Regions from separate parts of the Homo sapiens genome. Here region 1 is linked to region 2. A link is a loop called in an ENCODE intact Hi-C map of the cell type or tissue named here. Cell type or tissue: PC-9. All regions are shown on one strand. Each heading gives the region's core, and the rest is flanking DNA. Links, peaks and the distances in the headings are about the cores only.

Evidence for each region. A loop is a pair of places that touch in the nucleus more often than their neighbours do. Peaks named below come from ENCODE experiments on the same cell type or tissue, not always from the same donor. Only the 100,000 strongest peaks of a DNase experiment are listed, where the experiment ranks them.
Region 1: a loop joins it to region 2, with 5 times the contacts of the local background. A loop is called at or near these places in 4 of 110 quality-filtered maps.

Annotation. Positions count from the first base shown.
Region 1 is chr13:34,456,050-34,471,243 of GRCh38, forward strand. All of the region lies in intron 2 of LINC02343 (long intergenic non-protein coding RNA 2343), which reads left to right. The region is part of intron 2 of LINC00457 (long intergenic non-protein coding RNA 457); the gene reads right to left. Among named protein-coding and RNA genes, the nearest start is that of LINC02343, 120 kb to the left of the region's middle. In PC-9, for the core only: no CTCF peak of the experiment used is centred there; a DNase peak (open chromatin) is centred at 6,902; H3K4me3 peaks cover 355 bases; H3K27ac peaks cover 1,929 bases.
Region 2 is chr13:34,339,366-34,354,559 of GRCh38, forward strand. It overlaps LINC02343 (long intergenic non-protein coding RNA 2343), which reads left to right and starts at 8,678. Exons shown (of 4, transcript NR_146542.1): 1 at 8,678-8,759. In PC-9, for the core only: no CTCF peak of the experiment used is centred there; a DNase peak (open chromatin) is centred at 8,626; H3K4me3 peaks cover 1,164 bases; H3K27ac peaks cover 2,500 bases.

The DNA of each region.
Region 1 (15,194 bases), core at 5,399-7,898, 110 kb after region 2:
GGTTAATATCCAAAATATGAAAAGGACTCCTAAAACTCAACAACAAAAAATAAGCAACCAAGTTAAAAACATGGACAAAGGACTTGAATGGAAATTTCTCTATAGAAGACATACAAATGTCCAATAAGCACATGAAAAAATGTTCAACATCACTAATAATTAGTGATATGGTTTGGTCCTGTGTCCCTACCCAAATCTCATCTCAAATTGTAATCCCCATGTGTCAAGGGAGGAACCTGGTGGGAGGTGATTGCATGATGGGAGAGGTTTTCCCCATGCCGTTCTCATGATAGTGAGTGAGTTATCACGAGACCTGATGGTTTAAAAGTGTGTAGCACTTCCCCCTTCTCTCCTGCCACTATGTAAGACATGCCTTGCTTCCTCTTTGCCTTCTGCCATGATTGTAAGTTTCCTGAGGCCTCCCCAGCCATGCAGAACTGTGAGTTAATTAAACCTCTTTTCTTTATAAATTATTCAGTCTTTATAGCAGTGTGAAAATGAACTAATACAATTAGGGAAATGCCTATCACCACAATGAGATGCCACTTTATACCTGATTGGATGGTTACTATCACATGCACACACAGAGAAAATAAACATTGGCAAGGATGTAAAGATATCAGAATCCTTGTGCATGGCTAGTGGGAATGTAAAATGGTGCAGCCACTTCAGAAGACATTATGGCAGTTCCTCAAAAACTTCAACAGTGAATTACCATAGGATCCAGCAATTCTGCTTCTGAGTATATAACCAAAAGAATTAAAAGCAGGAACTCAAACAGGTATTTTTACACAAATGTTCACAGCAACATTATTCACAATAGTCAAAAGATGAAAGTAACCCATGTGCATACACAGAAGGATGTATAAACAAAATGTGGCATATACAAACCAACAGAATATTATTCAGCCTTAGAAACAAAGTACATTCTGATACACACTACAGTTGGAATGAACCCGAGGACATGGTGTTAACTGAAATAAATTAGTCAGGAAAGGGCAAATATTGTGTCTCCTCCACTAATGTGAGGTACCTGGAGTAGTCAAATTTATAGGGACAATGTAGAATGGTGGCTTCCAGGGCTGGAGGATAGGAAAATGAGGAGTTAGAGTTGGATGGATACAGAGTTTCAATTCTGGAAGATGAAAAGTCCCGGGGATGAATCGTGGTGACGGTGGCACAACAATGTGAATGTACTTAATGCCACAAAACTGCAACTTTAAAATGGTTAAAATGGTAAATTTTACATTATGCATATTTTACTACAATTTTAAAAATAATAAACACTTTTCTTAAGAAAAAGAGTAATGGTACATATAATGAATTCTTAAAAACCCACTTTGGCTGGGTGCGGTGGCTCACACCTGTAATCCTAGCACTTTGGGAAGCTGAGGCAGGCAAATCACTTGAGGTCAGGAGTTCAAGACCTGCCTGGCCAACGTGGCGAAATCCCATGTCTATTAAAATTACAAAAATTAGCTGGATATGGTGGCACGCACGTGTAATTCCAGCTACTCAGGAGGCTGAGGAAGGAGAATCGTTTGAACCCAGGAGACAGAGGTTGCAGTGAACCGAGATTGCACCACTGCACTCCTGCCTGGGCAATGGTGCAAGACTTTGCCTCAAAAAAGAAAAAAAAAAAAAATGCTTTAATCTTCATTACATATGTATATCAGAATTAAGGACTTTAATTACACAGAAAATTTACGTGCATTGAACCAGTCTTTTGTGGAGGTGAATAATCTGCTCGGAAATTTTATTTCCATTAAGTAAAAGAGCTTGAACGAGCTTGTTGTGGTCACGCATTGGAGTGTTTTACTCTGATCCATGCTCTGTGACTGTCTTCTTCATCCGTGATGGTCCTCTTTGTCTTGCCCTAGTACAAACACCACAGAACCATGGATACTGTGATTCTGGGTTTCCCTACAGCTGATTGGAACAACGATAAGCACCTGACTGAAGATGGGTCAGTAAGTCAGAGACCTTTGCCAATAAATTTGGAATTGGGAAGAAAACAAAATGATGACAGGAAAGAACAAAGACAGAGAAGTTGTGATAGGCAGCCTCTGAAAGGGCTCCCAGTGATCTCTATCCACTGGAGTGGATGTCTCTCCCATCAGTTCAGTGTGGGCTGAAACTAGTGTCTCATTTCTAACAAATAGAAGACCTAAAACTGAGAGAATGTCATTTCCATGATTAGGTTTCAAGAAGACAGAGACTTCCATCTTGCGTTTCATCTCTGATCTCTTTCACTTGCTCAACCTGATGGGAACCAGCAGTCATGTTGTGAACTGCCCTAGAGAGGGGCCCATGTTGCAAGGAATTAAGAGGGCTTAATAACCTTCAAGGAACTGAATCCCGCCAACAGCCAAGTGAGGGAGTTTGGCAACTTCATTAGTGAAGCCTTCAGATGAGACTGCAGCCCTGGTCAACACCTTAATTGCAGCCTCGAACGAGACCTTAAGAAAGAGGACCAGCTAAGACAAACCTAGATTCTTGCTTCCACAGAAACTGAGATAATACATGTTTGTTGCTTTAAGCCATCAAGTTTTGGTGTCATTTGTTACACAGCAATAGGCAACTAATACAGAGAAACAGAGGCAGTGACCCTTTTGGAAGCAACGTTTAAAAGATATGAACACAGCAGTTGAGGACGACCACACTATGCCATGTAGAGGAGGGTGAAAAGAACTGAGTCTTAAAAGAAAAAAAGCCTTTAGGAATAGGCACGTGAGAAGCAGATGCAGAGTGTGAGTGAGAACACAGAGTGGGTTCCCAGTGGCTTGCCAGTTCTCCATTCCAGTCCTTCCCAAGGCCTGGCTGCACTCCTGTCTTTGTGTTCTGTGAAATCTCTGGTACTTCATAATAAATTGTCTTTATTTTCTTTATTTATCTCAGTTGGTTTCTATAACTTGCAATCAGAATCCTAAAAGCCTAGGATGTATCAAGTTGCACAGCTGTGATTTTTGAAGGCAGCCAGACACTTGACAATGAGTTTGGCAGTTTAAAGAGGCTCTTGGCTTCAGAAGCACCCAGATGTTCTGAGCCACCTGACTTTGGGTCATAAGAAAGCGAGCCAACTTCAAGAGTATCTAGTTCTCAACCTACTGCTCTAATCAATGATCAACCATGGCAAAATCTATTCCGTGTTAGGTGGTTTGAATAATATTTGTTCAGAGCTTAGAGATCCCAGCTGAAAGCTGTTTGAAATACACAATATTGCTGTTGACACAGAACAAACTGTTATCCTTTCTTCTAAAGAACACAGTGATATTTTTGGAAAGCCCTTATTATATTACATGATGGAAATACATATCCAGATGAGGCATATTTTAATTCTTAGAAACAGCCTAACTACATAAAATGTACTATTCTCTCTTAATCCAGTTAAATCTCTTTGGTGTTTTCTGTTTTAAAGTCGTGTCACTGCCTAATCACTCACCATCTTAACAAAATTCAAAGCAGTTTACATCTTACAGGCTTGGTAATAAAACAGAGACTTAAAAGCAATAAACATCTTTGAAACAATTCATCCAGCCCTAAAATGGTGCCAGAATGAGTTTTGGAATGATAAGTTTGAATTTAAAAATCAAAATTTGCTCTCAGGCTGGGACTTAAAATGTCACAAATACATTTTCATAGCTAAGTTATAAACCTTGAAAAATGGCCTAGATGTCCAAGCAAATACAGATGCACTGCAATGCTTCTTCAATGCTGTCAGGACACCCACTTGGGGTCTCTTCATGCATATATCCACATGCATGTGTGTTATCTGGATTTTTGCCTTATTTCCATGTGTTTAACATTCATTCTTATGTTGAAAGAACATGTTTGGCATGAGCACCGTTTATCACTGGTGCTCCCCTACTTCCCCTTGTCTCCAGGCTCCTTGACCGTGGTGAACACCCCATTTCCCCTTCCTGAGGGCCATATCACACAAACCTCGAGGTCCCAGGCAACAGGAAATGAGCAAAGTGTCATGCATTAGAGCAAGAGAGTATGTTAAGAGAGGTTGAGTAAGCTTGTTGTGGTCACGTTTTGGAGTGTTTTACTCAGGTGCACGTGACACCAACAGCCTTCTTCATCCACGAGGGTACCCTCCTCTTGCGTATGCTGACTCTACCATGCTGGTACGCCATGAGTCTGCAGCTCCACTGCAGCTGACTGCAACAACATTAAACATCTGACATAGAAGGCATTCCAACTCATTTTCTTTATTTTGCAATTGTTTCTAAGTTGTTATTATTCAATTCATCCTCAAAACAAGTTCTCAGGGGTAGAGTTATCAATCTCTGGTTAGACTTTTCTTCCATCCCAATCCAGCCTTAAACTATAATTGCTTGGTGTCCTGTCCTTCCAGTCCCCATCTGCCCTCTATGCTTAGTTGATTGTCATACCCATCCATGGGCAGGCAGGTTTTTTCTACCTGCTCAGATGATCAAATTTGCATAGTCACGATTAGCAGGCCATGGGAGCTGGGATCTTGGCTGCAATTGTCAATTGTTCTACCATTGACAATTGAATAATAGCATAAAGAGTTATCTCTTGAATAATAGCATGAAGAGTTGTTGTCAGTTCTGACATTTATGATGACAATAAAATAAAGAATATCTGGATAAGAATATTAAATGAACTATATGGAGTTTGCTAATTTTTTTACTTTGGAGAATATGTGCCTGTGCATAGCCTCAGCTCATGAATGTGTATCTCCCCTACAATACCAAATAGCCATTTTCTAGTCCATCAGCTTGGAGGCCTCTTCCTCCCCAGATGCTCAACTCACTCCTTCCCCTTCTTCAGGTCTTTCTGCTCAGGCGTTGCCTCGTTGTAGAGGTTTTCCATCACTGTCCTCTATCAAATAGCAATCCCTGCCCCTCTGCCACATACCCTGTCTTCCTTATCCCTCTTTATTTTTCTCTATGCTTCTATAACATATTATTATTCATCTTCCTTCACTAGAACCTAAGAACCATGAGGGCACAAACTACTGTGTGGCCACAGCCTGGAACACAACCTGGCATTCAGGAGGCTCTCAATAAACCTCTATGGTAGGAATGCATACAATCAGTATATATTCAAATACAAAAAAATCAAAATTTCAGTAAATCATGGTTCTAATTCTTGATGAAGCTTAGTTGGCACAAGAACTGTCTTACTTGGCTATTTGGGATATCTCTCTACAACTGATGTTGCTCATCTTTTTGCTGTATTCTTGCTCCTGTCACACTGATCTATATCAGGTTGCTGCCTTGTATTATATCTGATTCACAGAAAAGTCTCGCTCTCTCTATCTGCAACTACTCAAAGTGTTCATTATAAGTCAAGTTTTGATCAACTCTATACCTCTAATTATCTCCATTACTGATAGCTTCTGTGCAGCTCTCTGCAGTGTTAGAATTAAAAATGTCCTCCTTTCTCAAGTGTACTCTGCACAAGTGGTGGATGAAAAGTCTAAAGCAGCTTCCTTCCAGGTTCTGCTTTGCAGAGCATGGGTTTATGCATCACCCAGACCCATGTACTTGCCTTGGTGTTGCTTAAAGCCATGGAGCTTGGTTGCTGCTACTACTTCTGCTACAAATGCAGGGCTCTGATCTGTTTCCCTTTGTTGCTTGGGTGCCTCCTCTTCCACACAGGCCGTGCAAATACCCTAGTGCTTCCCTGTCTTTGCTCAGCGCATACATGAGAAGTGTGTAACTGTGAAGTGGAGGGTACTAATATACCACACAGGCAAATTTTAATCAATAGGAGACAGAAGCCGGTAAAATAATAGTTCTTCTTTTTTCCCTCTGGAGTGATGATTGAAAGACACAGTAGCATCAAGCATCCTCTCCAAAGCTTCCCAGGACACTAGGCAGTCCTTTCTTCATGAAGTGCTGCCACCTTGGAGACCCTTCTATTTGCTCACCCTCCTTCCCTGCCTCACTCCAACTCTTTCTCACTCCTCCTTCCTGGGATTCACTCTTCAATAACATGTTGGCACAAAAGCCTTATTTCAGGCTCTGTTTCTAGGGAATTCAGGCTAAGGTTATATATATAGAGAGAGAGAGCTTTTAGAGGAAATAAAATAACTTTCAGGGAAAAAAACACAAAAATGTAAAATAAAATAAAAGCAAAGACAAAATAATAAAACAAAACAGTAACTAAAATTGTTTCATTGCCTAAAAGTTATTATTGCTTTTATTTCCTATGTCATACCAGAAGAAAATTTTTCTAAGTAGAGTGGCTTGATTTTGCTGGATAATTATTTGGATCCCACTAATATGTATGCTTTAAATGTACTTCAGAATACACAATGTCTATTCATATACTTCGTTTCATCTCATCAATAATTAGGAGGACAGTCACTGTTGGACGTATTAAAGAGTGAGCTCAGTTCTTACTCCCATACCACCTAAGAATCCTTTGAAGATAAAGCACTCCTGACCTAAGAATGAAATAATAATGATAGTAATTTCAGTCTGCGTGATTAGAGAAGGTAGAGATCTGTGGTCCAGCAAGGTACTGTAGGCTCCTTAAACAGATCACATTTTGTCTTACGTGTATTTCTAGCTCTAATAAAGTTAATTCACATTGCTTGTGGGTTCTCTATAATTATATTATTCAGATTTGTTTTTTGAAATATAAATTTTCCATGATGTTAGTAAAATAAAGAGTTTTTCTTAAAAGCCAACTTAGGAGTTTGAAACAGCATATTCAGAGCTTAGTGCCACAAAATCAAAAGAGGGAAAAAAAATTGCCTAATGAAGTAAAGAGTCTAGGTATGATCTCAGTCATACCTGGGCTCTGTACCTGGCAGGGCATAAACCTTCAAAATTTGAATGCTGAACAGCTAGTTGTGAGTTCCTTTAAAAGTCAGTACAGGGGCAGGCGACCTTTGGGGAGTGGCGTCTGTGAGTCAGTCATTTGGAAGTTGGAACATATTCCCCATGGAAACAATATCCCACATAGTGACTAAGTCCCCATGCCAATTCCTCAATGCTTATTTAACCCAAAATGCACTTGAATCTTATCTCTGGAGGTTATTTGGGTGAAAGGAAGACAAGGGAACAGAGAAAATGGACTTCCTCTGGTTTTCCTGGCTCAGAGCTCTCTTACAACTTTTGAAAAAGGACAAAATTGGCCAGGCACGGTGGCTCATGACTGCAATCCCAGTATTTCAGGAGGCAGAGGTGGGCGGATAGCTTTAGTTCAGGAGTTGGAGACCAGCCTGAGCAAAGTAGTGAAACCATGTATTTACCAAAAATACAAAAACTTAGCTGGGTGTAATGGCGCACATCTATGATTCCAGCTACTTGGGAAGCTGAGGTGGGAAGATTGCTTAAGCCTGGGAGGCAGAGGTTGCAGTGAGCTGAGATTGTACCACTGCACTCCAGCCTGGGTGACAGAGTGAGATACTGTCAAAAAAAAAAAAAAAAGAAAAAGAGAGAGAGAAAGAAAGACAGAAGAAAGAAAGAAAGGGAGAGAGAAAGAGAAAGAAAAGAGAGAAAGAAAAAGGAAGAAAGAAAGAAAGAAAAAGAAAGAAAGAAAGAAAGAAGAAAGAAAGAGAGAAAGAAAGGACAAATTTGGCTTCAGCCTCATCTCACCTTCCTCCCTTCAGCTGTTTCCTACCTTTCAGATTTCCTCCCAAAGACCTACCTCTCAAAGCAGGGCACCCACAGTCACTCCACACCCACCACCTACTGCTCCATCAGAGCCTGCACCCCGAGGTCTCTCTGTGATCATAGGACCTGCCCCTGCTCAGAGCTGCCCCTCACAGATGCTCAGGATGGGCACAATTTGCCCAACTACTTCACATGACTATGGGACTAGCCCATCACATACCATCACCCTGCCAGGAGCTTAGACCGTCGAAACAGGTTGGTTTTACACAAAGAGGTGTTAACATAAGAGTATTTGTTAACGTATTACATAAGCTGAGGAAGTATCCCAGGGCCTGACACACTTGAGGTGACCACCCCTATAGAGTAGACCATATTGTGGATATATTGCACTGCAGTGATGCACAGATTTCCAAACACCAAGAGAGAGAGATCAATTAGAGTCGTTTTTTCAGCTCCTAATTCCCTATCAAATGGCAGGTCGTTTAGGGCAGATTGGTTTTCCAGAACTCTGTCCTCTGTATCAGCTCCCCTGAGATGACTCAACTCTCCATGGTTTCTTTACTTATGAAATTACACACGTCTTTTTTAAAAGAAACAAAGGTTGGATGTGTTTTCCCTGCCTCCTATGGTTGTGCCAAGGGCCTCTGCTAGAAGGAAGAAAAGACAGACAGAGCAGGCCTGGACAGCAGTTGTCACCTGGACACATGGATGATTGGTCATTGGGGACTGATTATTGAATATATAAAATAAAAATCTGGCTGAGTATAACTTTTGTTTTAGGCAAAAATATGAACTTCTTTATTTACCAAAATATTTAAGTCATAAAAAAACCAGACTTTTTGCATTAAATGCAGTGATTAATGTTCTGTCCTCCTCTAAGTCAGCACAATGAATGACTACATTTGCTTCTTGAATGTAGGAGCCCCCCAGTCCTGTTGACTCCCATCTCTTTCTTCCCCACCTCTAGGACCTAGAGCAGGACTTTGAGGACAAAAGGTGTTCAATAAGTGGTCTTATTAAAAGTCAGTTTACCAAAACTCCTACTTTCTTCTCTAAAAGCCACTAAATATATCCAAGGGTGGAAAGAAACTGCAGATAACCAACGACAAGGCCTTTTTTTCCCTCTTAAGTGTGGTCTTTGGACCAAAACCAATTGTGAATCAAAACCAAGCACATTTCTGACTCCCACTACAGATGAGGTAGATAATGTCAGCTGGGAGCAGGTGGGAAGGGTCGCAGCCCAGCACTGTCATCTGAGCCCGTTACTCCAATGAGCCTGTTAGAATGCTACAATCCAGCATCTTAGAAGGCTGCATATCCTTGCAGATAGGGGAGGAACAAAAAAGAATAAAAGGGGCCATATGGAGCCAGGAGCTTGCCCCCTGGATCAGCAGTTCAGGATGGGCATGAGAGCACTCTGGGTGCCTGGAAAATAGGCTGTGCCTGGCAGTCAGGGAGCACCCTAAAGGAGGACTGAACTGCTGAAGCACAAGACAGACGCAGGAGGCAGCAGGCAAGGCCCTGGAGAGGAAGCCACTAAGTCACCAGGAACCCTCAGTGTTGAATCAGCAACTGCAGTTCCTTAGAACATTCCAGAAGTGTCCTTCTCTCTCTAAGACGAAAGATACCTCCCACCCACCTCCACACTCTCCCTAAGTTTCAAGGCTCTCTCTGTTATTGTGTGGATGATAAATTTGGCATTAAATGAAAGTACTGTTATTAGATGTGTATTGAGCACTCATGTTCCTGCCTTATCCTTCTTTCATTATTTATGAAAGATGAGGAAAGCTCCAACCTGTCTCTCTGAGATAAGAAGGGTGAGATAAGAGGTGGGAGATCTCAAACAAGAGCCTGGTCAGCCACAGCCACGGCAGTGACAAGATGCTCCAGAGGAAAGTGGAACCCAGGGCTCTGGACTACATCAGCATCACTGCCCACCTGAGGCTCTCCTATCAGCCCTGTGATGGTTAATACTGTCAACTTGGTTGGATCAAAAGATGCAAAGTATTGTTCCTGGGTGTGTCTGTGAGGGTGTTGCCAAAGGAGATTAACATTTGAATTAGTGGATTGGGAGAGGCAGACCCATGTTTAATCTGGTTGGGCACTATCTAATCAGCTGCCAGCATGGCCAGAATAAAGCAGGCAGGAGAAGATGGAAGAGCAGACCCACTGAGTCTTCTGGCTTTCACCTTTCTTTCCATGCTGGATGCTTCCTGCCTTCAAACATCAGACTCCAAGGTCTTGAGCTTTTGGACTTACACCAGTGGTTTGCCAGGGGCTCTTGGGCATTCAGCCACAGACTAAAAGGCTGACCTGTTGGTTTCCCTACTTTTGAGGTTCTGGGATTTGGACTGGCTTCCTTGCTTCTCAGCTTGCAGACAGCCTATTGTGGGACCTCACCTTGTGAATGTGTGAGTCAATACTCCTTAATAAACTCCCCTTCATATATACATCTATCCTATTAGTTCTGTCCTTCAACAAAACCCTAATACAAGCCCCACCCTGGAATTTGTTTTACAAAGGAGATATCTTTCCTTACAGTCTTCTCCTGCTTGGTTATTGGTCTAGTGTGGATATTTGCCTTCTTGTGTTTTTGAGACATGATCAAATGACTGGATGGATAATGTGTGTGTATTTTTATTGATGAGGAACCTCACACATAAGAAAAGAAACCTGATAAAGTCAAGCCAGGAAAAGCGCAGAACATGGCATTTGCTCCTAAAGAAGGCCCTCATGAAGTAGCTTTAAACAAACTTTGCTTCCTTCAAGAAACCACCTTCTCTAGAGAATACCTGTTGGAGAGATTAAGTATCACTTGCCCCATGAATTTCAGCGTGATTCATTCGGCAAGCATTACTGAGTGCCTGTTATGTGCAGGGCTCTCTACTAGGCATGGGTAGACAGTGAGTGAAACTAGACACAGTCTTTGCCTCCCAATTTTAAGAAAATGCCTCCTGATTGGTAAAAATCTGGAGACCTCTCCTCCTTTGGCCCCTGGAAGGGAATATGATATTCCTAATAAAGACATTGTCTTTCCTATGAGACACTTCATAATTTGCTCAGGAGGGGAGCTCAGATTTACACTAGAAGAGAAACTGTGAGGTCTCCAGTGAGTTTGGGGTAACTGTGAAATGAATCATTGCCAGTTGGTCTGTGGGAAGATCAATTCCCATACAAAGCACCAAACAGAAATTCTGGAGCCAACTGACATCTGCACTTTATTCCTCCTCTCAGTAGCATCACCATTCAAGTGGCTGTTACACTTTTTATTCTCCACCTGCTTTTGGTGATTTTACTGAAGGTGAACAAGCTTGAGGAACCACCTGAAGAAAGAAGGAAACCTGCCCTTCTGAGCTAGTCTTTTAGATAGCAGCACTGAGCAGCGCAGATTGACGGGATCAAAGCTGTTGGGGTCAACTGCAACTACTGGTTCTGCTGTTGTCTGGTCTATTCACTCACCCCTTCTAGACTAATTTCTGGAGACTTTAGCAACTCGTTTTTCAACAAAATGCAGATGACTTCATTTTACTTTGCCTTAAGCTTTATATAACCTAATACTTAATATGCGCTGAGTAATTCTACTGTACCCCATCAAAAAGCAGTCTGCAAACATCCCAGAATATCACGTCACTTTGACTTGGATCATAATAACCTATTAACCCTCTTACTGAAATCTCAGTTTTGTGAAAACTTGTATTCTAGAACCCTGTTGAAAGCTACAGAGTTGACCCAAATACCCTCAGCAAGGCTTTTTATATTTTATATTTGGCTTTCAATAGCTGGAAATGCCACAGCTTCACTTCAGGTTGGTTTTAGGGTTGTTTAGCTGCTGTCCTTTCCTCTAACACCTAACTCATTATCTTAAAAGCCTAGAAGAGTTAAATCATAAAGTCTGATTGTTCAGGGCACCTTAAATGGTCAGAGTACGGAGCTTTCAGCAAAACCTTGGGGATTTTTCCAATAGCAGCCAACCATAGCTGTACAAACACATTGTAATGAAACTTGACTGTGTCTTGCTGTCAAACAAGTATATGTAGGTATAGCACTGAAAAACTTGTTTGAAAGTCTATGTCCCTGGGGCTCTTGGAGGAAGGCTGTCTTCTTTTGCTGCCTATACTTCGGGGAACTGAAGTCAAAAGCACAAAACAACATAGTCAGTTTGTCTCTGGGAATGCCTAGCCCAGTGCAGTGTTGCCTTGTTACAAGTTCCTATGACATTTACCATTCCCTCGTGACAAGGGGCCCTCACCTTCATTGTAGGACATCCCTCTACTGACTCATAAGGTATAATATTAGAAACCTTTTCTGCTGGGTTTCTCATGCCTATAATTCCAGCACTTTCAGAGGCCAAGGCAGGAGTATCTCTTGAGCCCAAGAGTTAGACACTAGCCTGGGCAACATGTGAGACCCCATCTTTACTAAAGAAATAAAGAAATAAAAATTAGCCAGGTGGGGCAGCACATGCCTGTGGTCCCAGCTTCTCAGGAGGCAGAGGTGGGAGGATTGTTTGAGCCTGGGCTGTCAAGGCTGCCATGAGCTGTGATCATGCCACTGCACCCCAGCCTGGGTGACAAAGCAAGACTCTGTCAAAAAAAAAAAAAAAAAAGGTCAAAAGAAACCACTTTCTGATATAATACAGACATTTTATTTTCCTGTGAGACCCTTATTTCTGCTGATTCTATAAGATCATTTGAAACAGGTTTGCCCCACTCTGGAGTTTACTTCTTCATATCCATGTTTCCTTTACAGAACCAGAATTATCTTTCTTTTCTTTCAGGAACAAGTTTCTTTGACACACTGTTTTATTTCAAGCTTCTCATTTTTATTCAGTTACTACTTTCATTTGTTTATTCATTCTTTCAGTAAGTGTTTGTTGAAGGTCTGCTAGAAGCCAAAAATCATTCTCGGGCCAAAGATATGGTAGTGAAAAAGACAGACAAGATCCCTGTTCTCATACAGTTTATAGCTTAGGGGATAATAATAGCTAGAATCATTGAGTGCTAAAGACTTTACACTCATTACCTCCTTTAATTCACACACAGTCATATGAGGGAAGCATTAATATCCTTATTTTACAGGTGAGAAAAGTGAAATTCTAAATAGCATGCCCAAGGGACCCCAGCAATCAGGAAGGAATCCGCAACTGAATTTGGATCCACTCACCTCTGCTAGTTATCAAGATCCAAGCAGGGGACCCGGCGTTGCCTGTACCCCACCATCCAAAACTCCTGCTCACACATGTGCCTTTCCCCTTTCCTTTGGCATTACTATCACACATCTCAATTGCCTTTCTTGATTGTCTCAGAGTCTCCCCAGTAATTCCCACTTATACAGAGCAACGGCTATATCTATATTCATGGTTACTTTCAACACATGATTACCAAATGGGAAAACATCTGTAACATAACAGGTTTCCTTTCTGTCTTAATTATGGGCCTAGCAATCAGAGGAACTTTAATATTTAATATCTAAGCAAAATACTTAATGATTACAAAGTGATGTTCCACTTTTGATGTAAAATCAGAGCTGAAGTGAACTCTAAGAAAATCAACTCTATTTGCCTGACACAGAGGCAGGCCAGAGGCTGGAAGAAAGAAGGCATTTAAACTCATTAGAGCTGACCTATATAACCAACTTGGGTCTCAGCTCTGGTTTTTGCTTTGCTTTTGGTTCATGAATTATACAGGCAATTTAACTCATGAAGATAAATGAGGCTTTTCATTGTCAATACCCCTCCACACCCCATGACGCAGATAAGCTGATAAACAGGCTGCTAATTTTATTAACATTTTGCAATGTATGATTCAGTGTTGTTCACTGTAAAAACCAAGCTTCCTTACTTTAAATATTTACCTTCTTGCCCCATTGTGCTTTGCCTCCAGTAAGAGTTGGAGTACTGCCAATATTGTTCTCCCTGTGATAGGTGACAGATTTCAATAATTATCAGAGTATATCACTAAGAGATCTTTTTTTACATTAAAATGAAATACCAGGACTGCCTAACAGATGACAGTTTGAAACTAAGGGGGAACAATTTCTATTTGTAATAAATTATCTTAAAGATCCCTGCCTATGAGTATTTATAGAGGGTCACTAAGAGTAGCTTGACTTTGCCAAACCTGTTTTAAAAGGAGCCACCCCCAAAATTTAATAGCATTTGTGTTTTGCTGGTGTCATCACCGTGTATGGGAGGAAGATTTTGAGATGTCTGGTTAGGCCCTGGAGGATTTGCTCTGCACAGCAGAAAACAATGGAGCCAAAAAAGCGAGCTCTCCCCCCAAAACAATGTCAAATAAATGATGATGACCCCCAGGTTTCCTGGGTGAGAGAAGCTAGAAGGTCAGGGACTGACAAGGCAGCTTCAGATAAAGAGTTGGAACAAAAAGTATGAATAACGTCGGGCTTTAAGAACACATTTTCACATGCCGCTGGCATGCTTTATGTGTTTGTGCACAGCCCTGATGGCTTTACTACTAGGAAACTTATTTACATTTTACCGGGTATCAGGAGACCTGGTTCAGAATATTAGTTTTTTTACCTAACTAGCTAGGTGACCTTCGGCTAAGAAATTAACTTGAGTATGTTTCCTACCATTTCCCAGAGAGAGCTGTTTTAAGGATAAGGTACAATGTGACATAGTGTTTGGCCCACGGAAGTGCCAGTTTGTAGCTTTTTTCTTTACTTACAATTTATTATTGTTGTTCTTATTGCCACTGTCACTTATTTTGGGAGTTAAAGTCATTTATATTATTTTTTTCCAAATAAGGACTATATTCCCCTGGCCCATCTGGCATTAGGCTTGGCCATGTGATTTCTTTGAGCCAATGAAATGTAACTGAAAGTGATGCATGTCGCTTTAGAGTAGAAGTTCTGAGGTCATGCTGCAGTGCTGCCGTTACTCTTTTTCTGCTGCCACAAAGACAGCACATCCCAGATAGGAGGTTCTTTCCATCAGAATACCAGAATGAAGAGTACATACAGAAAAGAGCCATGGTTGACCTGCACCTGACATGTAAAACAACTTAGAACAAAAACCTGTATTGTAAGTCACTAAGAGTTGTTTGTAACTGCAGCAGAACCAAGAATAACTTGGCTCTGATACACCTAATACATACCCTTGATTTACAGGGTTGGGGTAATTTGGAAAGGCAAAGATTTCAGCTATGATCCCACCTGCCTTTAGAGGTTCTACTCCAAGCCTCCCATAGTATTAATATTCGGCGGTTCAGAATCTTGAGGAGGCCATTGTGGCAAAACAATGGAATACCTTCACAAGTTATTTTTATTTCTCAATCACTTCTAATCATCTCCAGCTCACCCCACACTAAAACCCTCATCTATGTTTGCATAGAGCATCTAACTAGAACATCTTCAAGTGCAAAGAGGAATGGATACTAAAAATCCTTAAGACATACTGTTGGGGAAACAATGCCTACGATATAGAAAGAATCTTAAGAAACATGTCTGGCAAATATATAGGAGCAGAAAAAAAAGGGCATTTTCCTCCAGTGAGAAATCTGTGAGGCTTTGTTGAGCCGCCACTGTTCTAAGAGTTGTAGAGAATACAAATGTGATTAAGGTACATGCCCTGTC
Region 2 (15,194 bases), core at 7,495-9,994:
TTTTTATTTGGCTTGTTTACAATTTTTAAACTTATTTTGTAAATATTTTATAATATTTAAAACAGTATATAATATAATGAGGACTCTATGCCTCTTGCTGCAAAAATAATTAATAATACTTGGCAGTTAATGACACTTTTCATCATTAAATCTCTTTGTAGACATTAATTAAGGGAAAGATACTTCATCTTTTTAAATTTGCTGTTATCCTGCTATCACCGCATTTCATGAATATCAGTTGCAATGGGAAGTAAAATATGTAGAATTGAAAGCACAAATCTACCAAAGCTTTGCTGGATAGGTAAAAATAAGCCTTTGTGTGCTTTTTGTTGTCCTTTGTCCCTTCAATTACATTCGTAAATAATTTTTACTCATGTCTGTACCTTAAAGTCTATTTTTTTATTGTTGACTACAACTCCTGTGATACTGTATTTAAAAAACCAAATATTTTATAATGTATTTTGAATTATTCAAATGTAAAACTTCGTGCATAAAGACACCAAAGGTACTCAGGTTTGTCAGAAAATAGTCCAACTGGCAAAGTCAGTCCAGACCCTGCTTTTCTTCCCTGTAAAGTAGAGGTTCATTTGCCAGGAGAGGGGATCCTTTCAGTCTTCCTTCTTCCTCACTTGAAAGGTACAAAATCTTGTTCATCTCCAGGGCCAGACTTAGCCTTATTTCAATGCGCTTCTTCCTTCAGAAGTCTCTCCCCATTTGTTTCTAATGTCTGAAAATCTTAAGATAATCCTTATTCTACCTCCTCCTTGTCATATAAAATAGCTGCCATCAGGCCAGGACCCTTAGCATCTTCCATCATTTTCACCTTCACCTGTGTTTACCTCCTTCAATTCTGTCTTGGAGCCTCACTCCCCTCCCCTCCAGCTCAGTCCTCCACCAAAAGTTGGTGCTGCCCTGGTGTTCCCCCAGTAATCAACTTCTTTTTTACATTTATCTTTAATTTTGCCCTCCTTTCTGACTTCTTCCTCACAGGAATTCTTTAAATGTAAAAGACATGTGTTGTATGCATCCTTTCCAGGTATCGTCCCATCCTTCTCTTTTTGGGGGGCTTCTTCTGCAAAAGTAGCGTTCTACAAGAATAATACCTTAGTCCATTTACATTGCTCTGAAGGAATACCTGAGCCTGGGTAATTGATAAAGAAAACAGGTTTATTTGGCTCACAGTTCTGTTCTGCAGGTTGTACAAGAAAAATGGCACCAGCATCTGCTTCTAATGAGGAGCTCAGGCTGCCCACACTCATGGTGGAAGGTGAAGCAAAGCCAGCATGTACTGAGATCACATGGTGAGAAAGGAAGCAAGGGGCTGGGGAGGTGCCAGGCTCTTTTTCACAACAGGCACTGGCAGGAACAAATAGAGCAAGAACTGACTCATTACCATGAGGATGACACCACACAATTCATAAGGCTTCTACTCCCATGACCCAAACACCTCCCATTAAGCCCCACCTCCAGCACTGGGGATCTAATGTCAACATGAGGTTAGGAGAGTCAAATATACAACCTATAGCAAGTAGCCTACATTGTTGTCTGCATTTTCTCTTCTCCCAGCCCTCACAACTTTGTGAATTATGACCTTGCCATTCTGCCAAGGAAACTAGTGATCATCTCAGTGTCAACTCAATGGGTACCTTCCACTTAGCATCTCCTTCCTGGACTTCTTCAATATTGCCCTTTACTGGTCCTCCCCATTCCTGTGGAATGCTCCTTTTCAGTGTGTATCAGGGTTCTCATCTCCTGAATGTTATTGTTTCCAATAATTCTTCTTTGTGAGTTCTAACTGCCTTCTATCTTCCTGGGGGACTTCATTTATCCCAGGTATCAACTAACATCTTAACAACCACAGGCTGAACATGTTATACCCTATGAGGCTCTGTCTTTCACACCCTGTTTCCTCTGCCTGAGGTGTCATTCATTCCTAGACATTCTGAAGACTTTCTTATCAATCTTTAAGACCCAGATCAAGGAGAATTCTCAAATGTCCTTTCTTCTTTTCTATTCTTCCCCCCACCCACCCCTAAGAGAATGAGTTACTCTCTCCTTAGCACTCTCATGACATGTTACACGTATTTTGATGTATGTGTGGATGAGTGTGTGTGTGTGTGTGTATGTATGTATGTGTGTGTGTGTGCTCCATTTATTGATATCTCAAGATTTCTTAGGGGAAGGGACTCCAGCTAGGTGATCTTTGCATTCCCAGCACATAGAAGAGTCGAACCAAGAGGACTGTTTCAGATAGAGAATGGGAGAGAATAGCAATGTGGATTCAGTTCAAGGTTACTTTTTCTTTGTTTTACTCCCAAAGCAGCTAATGAGCATTGCATAAGATATAAATCAGGCAAGGGTGCTGGGAACAAATGCAGCTCCCACTGATTCTCTTTGAAGCTTACAATAGTATGCCCAAAGTTGCTGGTATTGACAAGCAACCAAAGTGAGACATATACCATATCAGAAAACCTGAGAACTGTAGCTTTGCTGCCTTTTATAGCCACAGCCACGTCAGCATCCAGAAAAATCATATACACTATATAAGAAATCAATTTTGCAACTCAAATGGGTGAGCCCCATCCAGCTTAAGGACCAAGTTCCCTAACCTCAAATGACTTACCACATCAGCCCTGGGTCAAACTTCCCTTATTTATACTTATGCTTTAGGGCCTAGGAATTTTCTAGTATGTCTACTTCAAATTTTCTCATGGCCAAAACAGGCCTATATGAATTTCATAAATATTTAATGAATATATTGGTAAATGAGTAAATGACCACTTGGTTAAAATAAAGCATTGACTGTGTAATTCATCACCGAGTCACCCATTGACAGTGGGTGCAAGACAGCTTCACTGAGTACAACTAGCAAAATTTCTCATCACAGATTATTTGAGACGAGCAGTTATCTGAGACAACCCAGGAAGATGAGTCTAGAAAGACTTGTTGAGTTTGGATAATGGAGTCCAATTGATCTATTTCCTACTGTAATTCTGATATTATAGTGTGTTTTAAACTGCTTCCCATCTAGTTGAAAAAGGTAATAACATGAATGATGATTTATTCTGATTCCATTAAGAAACCCCCTTATGAAGGATCTGAGGGTAGAGTGGATGAATGTATGTGTGTATGTATGTGTATTATTCAGGGTTCTCTAGAGGGACAGAACTAACAGGATATATGTATATACAAAAGGGAATTTATTCAGGAGAAGTCACTCACACGATCACAAGGTAAAGTCCCACAGTAGGCTGTCTGCAAGTTGAGGAGCAAGGAAGCCAAAGGTGAATCAGTCTGAGTCCCAAAACCTCAAAAGTAGGGAAGCCAACAGTGCAGCCTTCAGTCTGTGGCCAAAGACCTGAAAGCCCCTGGCAAACCACTGGTGTAAGTCCAAGAGTACAAAAGATGAAGAACATGGAGTCTGATGTTCGAGGGCAGGAACCATCTAGCGTGGGAGAAAGGTGAAGCCTGGAAGACTCAGCAAGTCTGCTCTTCCATCTTCCCCTGCTTGCTTTATCCTAGCCACACTGGCAGCTGATTAGATGGTGCCCACCCAGATTGAGGATGAGTCTGCCTCTCCCAGTCCACTGACTCAAGTGTTAATCTCCTTTGGCAACACCCTCACAGACATACCTAGGAACAACACCTTGCATCCTTCAATCCAATCAAGTTGACACTCAATATTAACCATCACGGTATGCAAATTCATTCAGAGAAACTCAATATTCATTCTGTTTCGATTGCACTTTGTATCCTAAGAACTCTATTTTCAATAGTATCACTTTGCATATGAAATAGCAGTATATCTACAGTGAGGATTTAATAACAACTTGGCTGATTGTCTAAAGATACAACAGAAATATAATTCCCTAAGCAGCAAAGGTTTGTAGAGGGCTTTCTGTGTGCCAAAAACTATGAAAGACTGTTCTTTGGACTCAGGAGCTTATAAAGGTGTAGATGAGACAAAGTATTATGACAACATATATGAAATATCATAAAGCATACATGAAACATTAGGAAAGAGTATATTGAATCATGTGCTCAATTATGTGATTCAAATCAAATGCTATAGAATAGAGATAGTGTGAGAATGACATGGCCAGCACATAATTAGAGGAGCAGCAGGTCCTTTGAAATCAGTTCTAGGTTTAAGTTCTGCCTCTGCACATTAACTTTCACTGTAAGCAAGCTTTAAAAGACCTCTCTATGCCTCAGCTTCCTTATCAGTAGAGATGATTCATCTATTCTATTGACTTGCCAATTCTGCGCCCTCCAAAGTTTTCTTCCATGCAATGTTGGCATCAGACAGAGTAGGTGAGGCAATATGAATACATACATACTTAATTTGTTTATAATGCTTATGGTAAAATCAGAGGAAGATGCACATTCTGTCTCCCAAAGAGGTTGGGCTCAGCCCAACTCCAATATACAAAATCTATAGTCACTCCCTTCAAAATCTGCTATTTTGTCTGTCATTCAAACTCCTCCCACACCCAAGTCTCAGTCTTCCCCAGTGGTGGAATGAATGTGATAGCATGTTATTCCTTGTTGATTACTATTTATTTTTCACTTTAAAGTGTAAAATTATGACCACGATACATAACCAATCAAGTGAACACTGGTGAAGATTTTTCCAGGATAAGAAGCAATAAGTACAAAGCTCTGAGGCAGAAAAAACAGGGATATGTTCAAGATAGAGAGAAAAGGGGTTGGTAAAGCTGGGACATAGTGAGTGAGGGGGACAGTGATGGGGGCAGATCTGATGGGCAGGCAGCCATCAGATCACAAAGGCTAAGTTAGGAGGTATGTGTTTCTTCCAAGAGCAAAGCAAAGCCATTGTAGGCTTAAGGTAGTGAGGTGATGTGATTAGATTCATGATTCAAGGCACATTCTTATGCTGGATCTTTATAAAGGAACCAGAAAAAAAGCATGAGACAAATCAGGAGATTATTTCCATATTCCAAGCTGGAGATGATGGTGCTTAAGCTAAAGTTATTTGAACAAAAAGGAAGAACTTGAGATATATTAAATATGGATTTCTAACAAGCATGACAGATTTAAGGAACAGAATAGCCAGTGTAGCTGGGGAAGTGAAAAGAGTGATGGGAAGGTGAGGTCTGAGAGGTAAGCAAGAATCACATCAAAGAAGCCAACTTAAGGAACTTGCTGCCAATAATTTGGGATAATTTGTTGTCAAATTGAGGGAGGGGCAGGCAGGCAACGGGAAAGAGATAAACTAAAGATGACTCATTTCTAAGTTTGAGGTCAGAGCAAATTAGTAACTGGTTTTACCGTTTACTGAGATGGGCAACTCCTAGGGAAGAATCATTGTTGAAAGTTGAAATTTGGAGTTTTGTGGTAGGCATGAGATAATAATAGTAGCTACTTTGTGTGATTGTTGGGCCAACTAAATGAGCAAATGCAAATAAAGAGCTTCCCCCAACAACTTTGTGCATAATAAGAACTCAAAAATATTGATTGTTACTTTCCTTATCAACATTATTATTCACAAAACTATCTTTGTCAACAGAAAAGTTCCCGAAAGGGGCAGCCTCATTTTTTCCATGAGCTCCCTATCCCGTCACTTGTGGACACCAACAGTGTATGATGCATTCGGTGAAAAAACAAACAAAAAAAGTGTCTGGTTGGCTTCTCTCTCATGCACATGCAATCAACTACTTTTTGAATGGAAAGGAAGTGAAGCAGAAGTAAATGAAATTTACAAAGCCCCTATGCATCTGATTTTATTTTCCATGAAGATTAAGTTTTTCCCAGACGGATTACATTCCTTCCATCATTAGTTAAGCCCATCTTAGTAAAAATTCTATTCAGGAAAATATCTGAGAAAAGCAGTCAATTTGGTTATGCAAAGAGCTTTGCTTTATATAAAATCAGAGTATCTGTTTAAAAGAAATTACAGATGGAAGTGGAGAGTTAGAAATTTCCCACCTCCCTCCACATCTGCCCTCATATCTGCCCCCACCACTACCTCTAGATAATAAACAGTCACCCTCTCGACACATTCATATGCTGAAAAAGGAGCATCGACATAGAAAATAATTGCCAAGCAGAACACAGAGCTTTCGTTTGCCCTCAGGATATAAAATGCACCAGGACACCTTCTGTGAGATGGCTGAGGGGAAGTAATTATTTAGATCCACACTCTTTATCAACATCCCTGAAGCAGAAAGCAAAATGAATAACCAGTAAATAGATGTCACTCCCAGACAATGAGCCTCTAAAAATAAAAGCTAAAAGGGCAAACATCTGTCTTGAAGTTGGTCTTGGATTTTCCTGGCAGAGGGTAGGCAGAGGTGAATGTCGTTGGCCATTCTCATGAAGATCCAGGAAGAAAGGAAAAACTAGAGAAACGCTGCTGCAACATTCTAAAAGCTAATGGCTCTTCAGAATACCTGCATACTGCATGAGACCTCCCAGACTTTCCCTGGATGACGGTCATTTGGTCATCCATCTGGGTGTGTCAGATGAATTTTTCAGGATGATTCTAGTGCATCTGAAATCGTAGGTCTTCATATGCTTGACACAGGCTGATCATTTGTCTTCCTGCAAGAAGTTAAATTTATCATTTTTAATTGACAAGAAAACTCTGAATTCAGTCAAAGCCAAATGTGAGAAGGACTGAGAGTCATTGAAAATGCTACTAGGAAAGGTCTGTTTCCCAAAAGGGCATTTTGCCCTTAAGGAAGCACAAATGAGGTAGGCGTATTTGGGAATGTTTGTTTCTTTACACAAATGCACATTTTTTCTCATATCACCTGTGCATCATGTGAAGTGACATTTCCTCTGGTAATTACGCATTTTCTTTCAGCAGCAGAGGAAATTTTCATGTGAAAGGCACATAACTGTCAACCCATGAAGTAGTGCTTTTTAGGAAACTTAATCCCGGATGCCCAGAGCCTGAATTTTGTTCCTGAGGGTCATATGAAGGTCAACAAGAACATATCTTTTTCTTTAGATAAGAATGCATATCTCAAGCATAGGAGTCCATAAAAAACTAACATGAAATCTTAAAAGTTCCAAACCACAAATATCCCAACACTTAAACCTAGGGCATCAAACTAACCAGTAGCAAAAGGAAATAAGGTTGAAAACAGCCCCAGGAGGCCATTCATCCACAGCTGCACGATGATGCTCTGCAAGTCATGGCAACAACAGGGCAAGAAGGGATGGAGATAATTTTCATATTTGAGATATAGGATTGAATATACACATGTGAATAAAGACAAAGATGTAGGATTGGATACAGTAAGATGCAGTGGAGTTTAAGCAAAGAAAATGCATTCAGAAACCTTTTTTTTTAACTAGAGAAAAAATTATTCGTATTAAAGTGTTAACCTGGGTTAAGTCTTTTTCCAGAGAGCTAACTATGCCAATCTTCTTACTTATAATCACACCAATCTGCTGCAATAAAATCTCCAGAATGCCTGCTTGTGTATTGTTCAGTTGAGAGGAATGTGTTATGCACGCTTTAGTACTGAAGCTGTTTAAAGCTGTAAATAGTTTTATGCTCATATTATCACTTTTAAGAAGAAGAAGAAAAAGATCAAGTAGGCTCTTATCACCTCTCTGTGGTGATCCTCTCCCAAAGTTTTGTACACGCAACTCTTCTCTGAAGTCACAGAACTTGATCCCACGTTCCTCCTTTTCAGCAAAATGACCTGTGACCATAAATGATATCAGGAATCTAACAAAAGAGATACAAAAATGACAGCCATGACATGTCCTCTAGACTCTCCCTGGCCAGTGATGGTCACTGTCTAGGCTCTGATTCAGAGCCTGGGTGCATGGAAGGAAATCACACAATTCCAGGATCTCACAATTTTCTCAAAGACTTTCCAGTCCACAGGGCCAGTGTCAGGGTAGACAGAGGCAAAGATATGCATCCTCCATGAGCATGTATACCCTCTCATTGTAAATTATGGCCAAGTGAGAGTCATTCAGGGAGACACAGGGGAAAGGGACTCTACATCCTTGCTCCTGTAGACCAACATGAGCTCTCTGAGGAGCAGGGGATGGGAGCTGCTGTGTTATTTTACAGGTTAAGTCACATGTCACGTGTCCTTGCTCTGTCCCCTGTTAACAGCAAAGATCCTGTCAAATGCATTCAGTAAGGGATTAGTAAACTAGAGCTGACACACATAGTTCTGGACCCAGAGGGTCTTTGATAGAACCCTGTAGTTCATTCATCTACCTTTAGGAAGAGCTGTGGGGATATGACCTGCGTTGTTTTCTTAAAATAAGGAAATAGGGACATGTGGGAGGAGGGAGAGGAGCAGAAAAGATAACGATTGGGTACTGGGCTTAATACCCAGGTGATGAAATAATCCGTATGACAAACCCCCATGATGTGTTTATCTATGTAATAAATTTTCACGTGTACCCCCAAACCTAAAATAAAAGTTAAAAAGTATACAAATAAGGGAAGTATCTTCAGGATGTGTCTGTGGCTTTTAATCCATGTGCTTTCTGTTTTGTAAGAACTAATTGTGCTGAAGTCCAGCTCTGTGACACTGAAGGTCACCAGTTCCCTTGCTGGCTTCGACTGAATGATTCCCCTGTGAAGTCCCTTGTTTACTGTATTTGTAATTAGCCACCAAGAACTTGAGTAACCGGTTTCCGAGGAGAACATATATCCTGAATCAGTTCCTGGACATTTGTTTGAGGTCTTGTAAGGGAAACTGAAGGGAATTGTGTATTGAACAGGATGGCTTAGACCTGCTCAACTTCTGAGAATTGAGGTAAGTGCCTGACGTCAGCATGATTTCTGTTTAGCAGAAGTGGGAGTTTTAATGAAACCGATCTTTGAGCTAACGAATTTAAATGACTGAACTAAGGTGTCACTTTCAAAAGTATATATTTGAATCCATATGTTTTTTGTGGCTGTGCACATCACTGCTAGAAATTTGCGTTTAACTCGGGTAATATTTGCAGACTGACAGGGGGCAGATGGGAGCCAGCTGCTAAGTGAGAGAATCCACCTGCTTGCCAGTTGGAGTGTGATAGGAAGCAAACGGCCCTGATAGAGACTCTATTTCTAGGCACACTGACAGAGCATTCAGCGAAGTGTCACCACACTTTGCTTCATCTAGATCATCAGGGCAAACCTGAAACTCTATCAGGAGAGGGACCAGACTCTTCCAAGAAGATGGAGGGAACCAGGGACACAGAGCATCCTCCCTACTCAGGTCCCTATTGCTATGGTAAAGGAGGAGAAGAAAGACAGATGAGGTGAGGAGGCTATTCCAGAAACTGCGTGTGAAATGGGTGGTAAGACATTGCCTTGAGGCATTGCTGAAACAATCAGACTTTCGAGTCTAGTCTGAAGGACATAAGACCAGGGAGACCTTGATATGCAGAGATGCTACCCAAGCTTGGAACCCTTCCAGAGAGAGCCCCCCAAACTTTGTAGAATGTACCTAGCAAGTCAAAGCCTCCTTTGTGCCAAATATCTGTGTTCCTGCTCTCTACTTCTCTACTTTCTACTCCACAGCAAAATGTCCAAGAAAATTCGATCTTCCTCTTTGCTCTCCAACCCTATTCCTAGCCTTCAGTTTTGTTTTGTTTTTTTTTGTTTGTTTGTTTGTTTCTGTTTATCAAAGGAGTGGAATGCATCAGGCAAGAAAGTACCTACCTGCTACACCTTATACATTTTCTTCCTGCTTAGCTCAAACCTGTGAGTGCTGTAGCCAGTGAGGTACATTTCATTAAATGGATGAACCTAGACTTGGGGTATGTGGCAATCAACACACAATACTGAAAAATCTGAGTATGGAACAATCACCTGAGAAAACAGGGTAGGACGGCTTAACCCTTGTGTTCATGCTTGCTCACCCAGGACTTCAAACATCCCTGTGCCTCACTGGGCAAGCCCATGGCCAGGGCAAAGGATATGGAGAGGTGCCCCAATGGGAATGTATACCCTAGAGTGTTGTGAATGCTGGGTGCTGAGGCACCTCAAGGACTGTTTTATCCTAAGCCAGAAGAGGCTCTTTCCTGGAATGCCCAGTAAAGTTCTTCCTTGAGTTTGGTCAAAAACCATGCATTCCAAGCAAGCTGCACTCTGAAAGTCAAGTGTGGTTTTATTGCACTTACTGATTTCCAGTGTGACTCATTTGTCTCAGCAACTGGACATCTGTGTCCACAAAATGGAGGGCACCCAGCCAAGTGTGGGGATGTTCTGATGAAGTTTGGAATTTGTGCAACACATTTTTCATGCTCAGCTGAATTATTGGTAGAAAGCAAGATGCTGCCTAATGAACATCCCAGAAAGCACAGGATCCACTTTCCTGGGATAGTAAGTGACTAAGCATTTTACTCTTGCCTGTTATTATAGCTGAAAAGATACAGAGATGATATTGTATAAGGTGCATTAGCATCTTACCGTTGAATTGCCTTTTTATTTTAACGCTTCCAGAGCCTCTTCGTCTACTTTCTCATTGTGCCTTGACAACTTTCTTGTGAGCAAGGAAGTCTGGTATTACATAACTTTCAATGGAGAAAAATCACATACAAATGGGTTTAGACTTGCTTTAGGGTCCCATTACTTCAGTTGGTCTGTGTATCAGAGACATCTTGGCAGAAAATTGGGACAAGTTAAGGCTAATAAATGGAATTATTACAAAGTCATGAGCAAGGGGTAGGAAAATCACAGGAGATAGTGCAAGAGACCAGAGCTGGTAAAGGCAGTTCCTGTTTCCATCCTAGGCCTTGCGGGGGAAAGAAGAGGTAGCAGATACCCAAGGGGCTGTCATAGAAGTGTGTATTTCAGTTAAGGGGTGCAACCAGCCTAAAGTAACCCTTGTAAAGAACCCAGGGGAATAAATACCCAACCTAACTTTCCTTCATACCCCTTCTAGCCTGCTGCTTGTGTTCCCCTCCCCTGACGGCTATTCCTATCACCACCACCACTGACCAAACGCAAATGAAAGCCAGAAGGCAAGAAAGCCTATTAATGGAGTTCAAAGAATGGAGCCACTGGGGAGCATTTCTAGCTGTAGAGTCAGCCTCAGAAATAGTCAGACCTTCTGGTTGCCATTTCATCTGTCATTCATTGTTATCACCTGGATAACTAAAGATAGGCACATTATAAAGAATCCACTCCACGTTTGCTGGTGACTAAATTCCCTGGAGTAATCCTGGCAAAGGTGTGTTTCTGCCTTCAATTCAATGCAGTTCAGAAAGCATGTTTGAGTTCTGTAAAGTGAGCTACATGGTGTTTAAATTCTTATGAAAGATGTGCCAATTAATGCGATGCTGCATTTTCTTACTATTCCCCAAAATATTTACTATGCCCGATCGCATCCCCAACACACAGACACATGCACGCATACACATACACATGCATATGCATACAAATATACACACACAAACATGTAGGCACACAGAAGCATGTGCACATGGGCACAGGCACACAGAGGCACTCACACACATGCACACATGCACATGCATGAAGGCTTGGAATGAAGCACAGCTTGTGTTTCTGCCTCAGATGCCACAAAATTAATTTTAGTTGGAAAACTCCTTGACAGACTTCCAGGAAAATACCACTCAGAACAGCAGAGCTCCTGTTAACATCTGTCTGCTGTTTTCTCAGAGACATCCAATGCCAATCTTTAAGTTTCTGATTCTCAAAGCTTCCTCTGAAATTAGTCACCTTGATGAAGCTCATGATGATATAGAAGCAGCTATTACTAAAAGGAATTGCTACATTTTTGGTGGTGGTGGTGGTGGTGAAGAAGTAAATAAGTACATGGAAGAATAGATAGATGAGTAGATGGATGGTTGGATGGATGGATGGATGGATGGATGGATGCAGGGATAATGGATTGAGGAATGAGTAGAGGGATGATGGATAAATGGATGAGTGGAGGGATGATGAACTGATGGATGAGTAGAGGGATGATGGATGAATGGATGGGTGGATGGATGGATATGTGGATAGACGGATGGGTAGATAAAAGGATGTATGGATGAGTGGAGTGATCGATGGAGGGATGGATTAATGGGTGAATGGATTAGCGGAGGGATGATGGATTGATGAATGAGTAGAGGGATGATGGATGGATGGATGGTTGGATGAATGGAGGGATGGATGGATGGATAAGTGGAAAGTATGTATGGATGAGTGAGTGTGGATGGATGGATGAATGGGTGGATAGATGGAGAATTTTAGAAAGAAGTCGATATTTTTTTTCTTGAGACAGAGTCTTGCTTTGTTGCCTAGGCTGGAGTGCAGTGGCACGATCTCGGCTCACTGCAACCTCCCCCTCCCGGATTCCTCCTTCCTCAGCCTCCTGAGTAGCTGGGATTACAGGCAGGTGCAACCACGCCCAGCTAATTTTTTTATTTTTAATAGAGACCCGGTTTCACCATGTTTGTCAGGCTGGTCTCGAACTCCTGACCTCCTGATACACCCTCCTCGGCCTCTCAAAGTGCTGGGATTACAAGTGTGAGCCATCATACCCAGCCAAAGGAAGACAATTCTATAACAATTAATAAGGGGGAAGAATCTACCTAACACTCACCTCATTATTCTTGGTGAAAAGAAGCCTGAAGCAAAGGCATCTCTGTCTATCACCATTGCATTCAGAGAGGGTATATATCACAGGAGTTCAGAACACAGGCTCTAGATTCAGAGTCTTGGATTTGAATCCTGGACTTAACAACACTTACTAGCTGTGGGACCTAATCTGTGCCTCTGTAATGCTGTCTCTCTGCAAGGAATTGCTTATCCCACTGCATAGCTGGCTTGATCTGCTAGTGATAACAGGAATGCAATGGAAAGGACAATTACCTTAGACCCTGCAGGGATGTCCAAGGGAGAGAATACAGTCATTTGTTTTTAGTTTCTGTTTCTGGTTGGGCCAGTAAAGCCCCTTCCTCATCCCTCTTTTTCACTTATTACTAGCGACAGAAACTAAAAATCATGGCTTCAGACTCTAAAAGCCTAAACAAAACAAAACAGAACAACAACAACAACAAAATAAGGCAGGTTGGACAAGCTTGCTGGTATTACAGGGATGAAGGTTACCCCATAACACCCAAGACATAGTTCTCTGAGAAAATTTTAAAAATGAAATCATGCCCAGACACAAATTTCTCAGAAAAAAAATTGATATAGGAATTACAGCCAAATATCCATGACTGGTTTGGTTAGAGAATAAAATAATCTTTAAAATAATTTTATCACTTATGAATTATATTCATATATTTTATATATATATATATATGAGGAAGCAAATTGTATTTAGAACTTAGAAGTTAGAAACCCAGCTCAGGCATTGCCTGACCTTGAGCAATTTCCTTAACTTCTCTAAGCCTAATTGCAGGTGGTACAAACTGGTTTTGCTGTGGCCAAAACTGTCCAGCAGATTTGATTCCTTTGGGCCACAAATTCTTTTAAGCACATGTGAACTATGATTTTAAAGTTGGGAAATTCCACCAAAGCATCTCAATTTCTAAGTTTTTGGAAAATTTAAAAAGTCCAGCAACAGTGGACCCATATTCCCACACAGCACCCGTTGGGTGAAGCTGAGTCAGGGCTGCCCCCTTTAGACTGGGCCACGTCTCCATAACCCCTTCCACTTTCTACTGGTTACTGCCTACTTTCTCTTCAGTGTTACCTGCTGGCTCTCAAAGCCCTTGGAGTTGTAATCGCTGCTCTCATATGTAAAAAGAAAAATAATGTCTGAGCTGGGGTTGTTGTGAAAAATAAATAAAATCAAGTAAGTGAAGGGCCCAACACATGTATGACACACCATAGCAATGGAATACGAGTCATCTCCTTTCTCTCCCCTGGTCATGTATTCATTCAGCAAATGCTAAGTGTTCACTATATGCCAGATAATGTGCTAAGTGCTAGAAATGAAAACATACATATGACACGGAGCCTGCCCGTGCAAAAGGTTGCATTCCTGTGAAGGGAGACAGACTTATAAACAAAGTATAAGACCCATCTGAGCAGGCTACTCCATCTTTCCAACCTGTGATGCTTCCTGGAGGGCATCTAAAAGAGTAAAGAGAATTTGGAGGAGTATGTAAATGATTCCTTTAAAAATACTGCTCAAGGTAATGAGGCATGCTCTAACCTGGGATAAGGGAGTCTCCTTAGCGGGTTTTCCAAATCTATTCATTTTACCAAATTAGACACGTTCTTGTAAATTTCATTTACATTTGATACTAGAATGGGCAATTATAGGTCTTACATGGCAAGATCAGGGCACCTTGAAGGAACACCTGGATCCTACTTCACTGACTGCAAAGAGATTAAAATAAAACCTTGTCACCCTAGTCAGATGGAGGCAATGAAGAGAAAATGGAATCATAAAAGCCCAGAATATTAATTCCACCTCAGTCTTCCTTTTAATATCAAGCATCCCTGGATTTGGGTTTGCAGAAATTCACATTGCTGTGTCACATAAGCTAGAATCTCCCAGAGGGGCACAGAGCGCTTTGGGGCGCATTCATTATACATCAGCATTACACAATGCATTGTACAGCGTCAGTGCCAAAGTCATAATATGCCCTGTGCTCCACTCCCTCCCCTATTTCTCTATCCTAAGGCTGACTTTAGCCTACTCATCACCATGGCTATTATTCTTCTTTATTCTTCTCAAAATCTGCGATTTCATCATTTTACCCTTTTCTACAGGCTTCTGAGATCAGTTTGTTCATTCGTATAGTTGGCCCCAGTAACAAAGCTAAAACTTCTATATTCACCGGATTTCCAGAATGTGAATGTTGGGTCTTAAACCTTATGGTCAAATAATATATTTTTTTATTTTAAAAAATCATTGCAGTATAGAAGAAAAAATACATGGCTTTGAGGCCAAAGAGATCCAAGTCCAAATCCTTGCTTTCCCAGTTATTAGCTCAGTGACAAAGGACCCAGCCTCTCTGAGCAGTTTTCCCAATTGTTATACAATTTATGGTAAAAATCATGAGTAAATTGCATGAGATCACCAGAAGTCATAACACATAGCAGGCACTCATCAGGATACTTGTCCATCATCACAAAATAAGGTGTGATTATTGGTTTTACATATAGTAGCTTACCCTCATATGCTGCCTAATGTAAAGGCACTTGGAGAGGCGATTTCACATGTACCCCGATCTTTACAAGAAACTATTTACTATTTGAGAAACCTTTGCTCAGGGAGATTAAGTAAGTGCTT